2 separate regions of the Homo sapiens genome follow, and region 2 is linked to region 1. The links are chromatin loops, found by intact Hi-C in ENCODE. Cell type or tissue: chondrocyte. All regions are shown on one strand. Region 1 overlaps VGLL4 (vestigial like family member 4). Region 2 overlaps TAMM41 (TAM41 mitochondrial translocator assembly and maintenance homolog).

Evidence for each region. Peaks named below come from ENCODE experiments on the same cell type or tissue, not always from the same donor. Only the 100,000 strongest peaks of a DNase experiment are listed, where the experiment ranks them.
Region 2: a loop joins it to region 1, with 2.7 times the contacts of the local background. A loop is called at or near these places in 1 of 110 quality-filtered maps.

The regions. Positions count from the first base shown.
Region 1 is chr3:11,567,406-11,569,905 of GRCh38, reverse strand. All of the region lies in intron 2 of VGLL4 (vestigial like family member 4), which reads left to right. It also overlaps a transcript of ATG7 not described here. Among named protein-coding and RNA genes, the nearest start is that of VGLL4, 75 kb to the left of the region's middle. In chondrocyte, no CTCF peak of the experiment used is centred here; a DNase peak (open chromatin) is centred at 1,153.
Region 2 is chr3:11,833,831-11,836,330 of GRCh38, reverse strand. All of the region lies in intron 3 of TAMM41 (TAM41 mitochondrial translocator assembly and maintenance homolog), which reads left to right. Among named protein-coding and RNA genes, the nearest start is that of TAMM41, 12 kb to the left of the region's middle. In chondrocyte, CTCF peaks have their summits at 894 and 1,095 (motif pointing right); no DNase peak of the experiment used is centred here.

The DNA.
Region 1 (2,500 bases):
ATGTGCTAGCAATCTTATTTATTTAAAGACAGGGTCTTGCTCTGTCACCCAGGCTAAAGTGCAGTGGCGTGACCATGGCTCACTGTAGCCTCCACCTCCTGGGCCCAGGTGATCCTCCCACTTCAGCCTCCAAGTAGCTGGGACCACAGGTGCACGTCACCATGCCCAGCCAGCAGTCTCATTATGATGTGTTAAGACTGTGTGAACGACTGGCTGTCCTGCCAGTTCTCAGATGTCGGATTCTCCTGTAACTGCTGCGGTGGGAGAGAGAGGACGAAAGGGCTGGAGATGGGGCTGTGTCCCGGCCCACTCACTGGCCCTGTGCCGGCCCCTCCTCCTTTGAATCTCTTGTCTCCACCTGGACTCTGGTGCTTGGGGGATGTCTCTGCATAGCCTTCATTCTACTCCTGCCAGGCAACGCCTGGCATGGGGACGGGCTGCTTTGCCGCCTCAGGATGTTGGTTTTTGGGAGGCCAGGGCCCAAGGCTGCCCTGGGCCTCATCTCTTTCACTGGGTGGGAGCACCTGCCATGCCATGGTGCTCAGGGGCCTTTGGGGACCCCAGAATGTATCCTCAAAATGTCTTGTACCCATACCCCCTCCCCAGGCAGAGGAACTCAGACTCAGATCAGTGTAGCTTGTGGCAGTCCACGGTGAATGAAGCCCAGCGCAGGCTCAGAACGTCAGGTGATGGGGCTAAGGGCTAAGCATCCCAAAGCACGTTTGTTGGAGGGTGGGAAACTCATTTTAATGAGTATCAAATAGACGCAGTGCACTTCTTTCACGTGATGGATTCTTTCAATGTCACTGCTTGGAATCTGGTTTACTTTTCCCCAGATGTTATGGACATTCTTGGTTTCTTAGCTTAGAGAGCGTGTGGCTTTCAGTACTCAGAAAGCTCTGTCCTGGATGATGGTGTTGTAGGCCTCTCTTTCCCTCCCTCCTCTTTCCATCTTTCTCTCCGTGGGCAGCTGGCAGTGGAAGTGCCCGCCTAGGATGGGGATGAGGCCCGGGGCGGGGCCGGGTGCCGTGCAGCCTCAGCGGCTCTGATAGGCCTGGCACGGAGCCACTCAGAGTCCTTTGGGTGTTCGCGGGGATGCCGTGGGCTCTCTCGGGCACAGTCCTGACCAGGAGCGGAGGCGACTTCCATCTCCCGGGCAGGATGCGTGCGGTTTTCTGCCGTCCCCGGGAGCACATGACGCCTGGGAAGCAGTGGCCGGGAGGTGATTCATCCGGGCGAGCGGGGCCTGGAAAACAATGTCTGTCTTGAAGCTCCGGGAACCAGGAAAATGAGCTGGAAATGTGAGTAATGTATAATTTTACTAAAATTAACCAGCCAGTTCTCCAGGCCTTTTCTCGCTGTTTTCAGTGTCTTTGTCTGACCCATAGTGCCCACTGTGCTGTGTTCCACGGACTGTCTTTCCAGTTAGTGGGCCTGGAAGTCCCCTTCTCCCTGCTGCCCTGCGTAGGGTGGGCGCACAGTGGGGCTGTGGGAGCATAGATGGCAGATTTAGGTGCAGGGCTGCCCCGTCCTTACCTCTGCCCTGGCAGCTGGCGGCCCTGGCACCCCTTTCCTCTGTGATGTGGTCTCATAGTCATGCTTGGATTTCCTAAGGCGCAGCTGAGTCATCTGCGTGACTGTGCCGTGCCCCTAGGACATAAGGTGCGAGGGGTGGGCAGTGCCTTATGTACCACGACTTTGGCTTTGGACATGGGCAGACGCCTGACCTTTAGTCTGCTCCTCCATGCCACCCGGGGGTGTCTTTATCCTTGCCCGGATCCAGAGCTGTCACTTGGGAGCTGCAGCCCCTCCCGGGCCTTTCTGTCCCTGCTAGATTGTAAGCCCATGAGAAGGCAGGGCTGTAACCCTGCAGTTCTGGAACCTCCACAGAACAGGGACTTAACTAGCGCTGGTTGAGTAAACAGACGTCTAAATTCGGAGGCAGACTGTGTCTGAGGCTCTCCTGAATCTGGGACATGAGCCCCCAGGTCTATGCACTTCATGAAGTGGCCCGTGGAAGCATCACCTGGGGTGGAGAGAAGCCATTCACTCATGTTGTTAACAATAAAATTGTATCTTTATCTGAATTTAGAAGGGAGCGGGACACTGAAGATGAGGATGTGTGGTGACACTGATGAACTGAGTATTCAGGAACCAAGTCCCGTTTAGGTAGAAGCCAGCAGATCTCAGGACTGCTTGGCCTGACGTCCGTTCCGCGGAAGGTCTTCTGGTGACATCGGTGTCTGGGATCATAACCCTTGAGGCATTCATTGCAGAAACCTGTGCTGTCTTCTGAATCGCCACAGACAGATGACATTATGGACAGGCTGGTTTCAGTATTAAGGTTTTTAGTATTTTAACGTTTTGAAAATCGCCAGGATGTGTGTGGCGTGGATGGAACCTACTATCTAGACTCTGCCAGAACATTCTCTTCCATGATTGTCTTAATGGGCTGAACATTTAATCCTTAATTGCTTTTAAGATATTCTGTATCATCAGC
Region 2 (2,500 bases), 270 kb before region 1:
TAGAATAAAGGTCCACAAAGGTATTGAAAATTGGAAGCAGGGCTGGGTGCAGTGACTCATGCCTGTAATCCCAGCACTTTGGGAGGCTGAGGCAGACAGATCACTTGAGGCCAAGAGTTCGAGAACAGCCTGGACAACATGGCAAAACCCCATCTCTACTAAAAATACAATAATTAACTGGGCGTTGCGGCATGCACCTGTAATCCCAGCTACTCGGGAGGCTGAGGCAGGAGAATCGCTGGAACTTGGGAGGCAGAGGTGAGCCAAGATCGTGCCATTGCACTCCGCACTCCAGCCTAGGTGACGCAGCGAGACCCAGTCTCAAAAAAAAAAAAAAAAAGGAAAAGGAATATTGGAAGCAGAGTAGTACTGCTGGGAAGAACTCAGTGTTTCAGAATCTAACAGATGTAGGGTTAGAATCCCAGCTCTGATGCTTCCTAATGTTGTGACCCTGCACCACTGACAGTCTCCCTAAGCCTCGGGGTGTTTTCATCTGTAGATGAGTCTGATGGCGCTGACCTCAGAGGGTTCTGAAATGCCTGGTACTTAGTAGACACTCAGAAAATGGTCTTTGCCTTCTCTCTGTGCCTTTGCTTATCTCAGTTATTTTGAGATAGAAATGAAATTGAATGTTAAAATGTTGTATTGTTCTTTGTATTATACTTTATGCTTAGAATGTTTCAAAATTTTAAAAAAGGCTTTAGAAAGCTGAAATGCCATGAAATCTCAGAATGTAAGCACTGGAAATGAGCTCAGGTTTTATCTAACTGTTATATCCTTATAAAACAAAAACAGCAATTCAAGACAAGTAGTAGCACCCATGCTCATTTCATGCAAAACTCTGCATTTCTCAGCTGACTTGGAGAAGAAAATGTTACTGATAGCAATGATTATTTTCTAAGGCTTTTAATGCTTCTAGCACAAGAAAATTAGGGTATCATAAAGTCATTTGAAAGTGATGAACATATTTTTTTTTTAATTGAGAATGATAAATGGGCAAATTAACTCTCTCTTCTACCTTGCTCCCAATTTTCAACATGTGGAAATCACTGTTAACCAGAATGATGATTTTTAAACAAACTATCTGTGCCTCTAGGTGGCAGCAAATATTAATCAGACTTGAACAAATCTAATGAAAAGAGGGTGGTAGTATCTTGGACAAGAAAGTTGGGTAAATATCTTAAGAAAGAATTATGAGAATATGAGTATGAATTCTTTATCTTTGTGTTTTAAAAGGAATCACATTAAATTACATTGTCTAAAGCCCCAGAATTGTCTTGCATCTTGCAAATTGAAATAGAATTCCTCAATCACTAGTAATTCAAGTCTTTAAAAGGGATATAGGCCGAGTGCGGTGGCTCATGCCTATAATCCTAGCACTTTGGGAGGCTGAGGTAGGGGGATCACCTGAGGTCAGGAGTTCGAGACCAGCCTGGCCAACATGGTGAAACCCCGTCTCTACTAAAAAATGCAAAAATTAGCCAGGCGAGGTGGTGCGCACCTGTAATCCCAGCTACTAGGGAGGCTGAGGCAGGAGAATCACTTGAACCCAGGAGGTGGAGGTTGCAGTGAGTCAAGATCATGCCACTGCACTCCAAGCTGGATGACAGAGCAAGACCATGTCTCCAAATATATATATTTGAGTATCTTGCTTAAAAAGATGGACTTTCTGGGAAAAGTTGAGTGTAAATTAAATTTTTATCATACTTTACCATTAACTTATCTCATAATTGATGGAATACCCTATTTTTATTTCCAGTACAACCTTAAGTTTCTGAGTTTACTAATATTTTCCCAAGTAAAAAATCATGGAATTTAAAGTGTTTAATATAGCATTGTGACCAAACTTTTTTTAAGCCAAGAAACCTCTAAAGTAATAATTAATAGTTATTTCCTTAGTTAACATAATTTTGGATTTTTGTATTTTACATTGTTTTTAGTGTATAAATAATTGTGCTTGAGTTTTTAAGACATTTATATTGACATGCAGTGGTTTTTTTGCCACCTTGTTAAGAGGATTTTGATTTAATGTATTCATTGCAATATATTTTGCCTTTTAGTAATGTAGCTTTATTTTATTTTAATTTTATTTTTGAGACAGAGTGTTGCTTTGTCACCCAGGCTGAAGTGGAGTGGCATGAACACAATTTACTCGACCTCCCGGGCTCAACCAATCCTCCCATCTCAGCCTCCTGAGTAGCCGGAACTATAGGCACGTGCCACCATGCCCAGCTAATTTTTGTATTTTTTTGTGAAGATGGGGTTTTGCCATGTTGCCCAGACTGGTCTTGAACTCCTGGGCTGAAGGGATCCACCTGCCTCAACCTCTCAAAGTGCTAGGATTACAGGCATGAGCCCCCTTGTCTGGCCTATTTTTTAATAACAGCTTTATTGAGATAAAATTCGCATACCACACAGCTCAACCATTTAAAGAGTACAATTCAATGATTTTTACTATATTCAGAGTTCAACTATCACCATATTGCAGCTTTGTTGATTA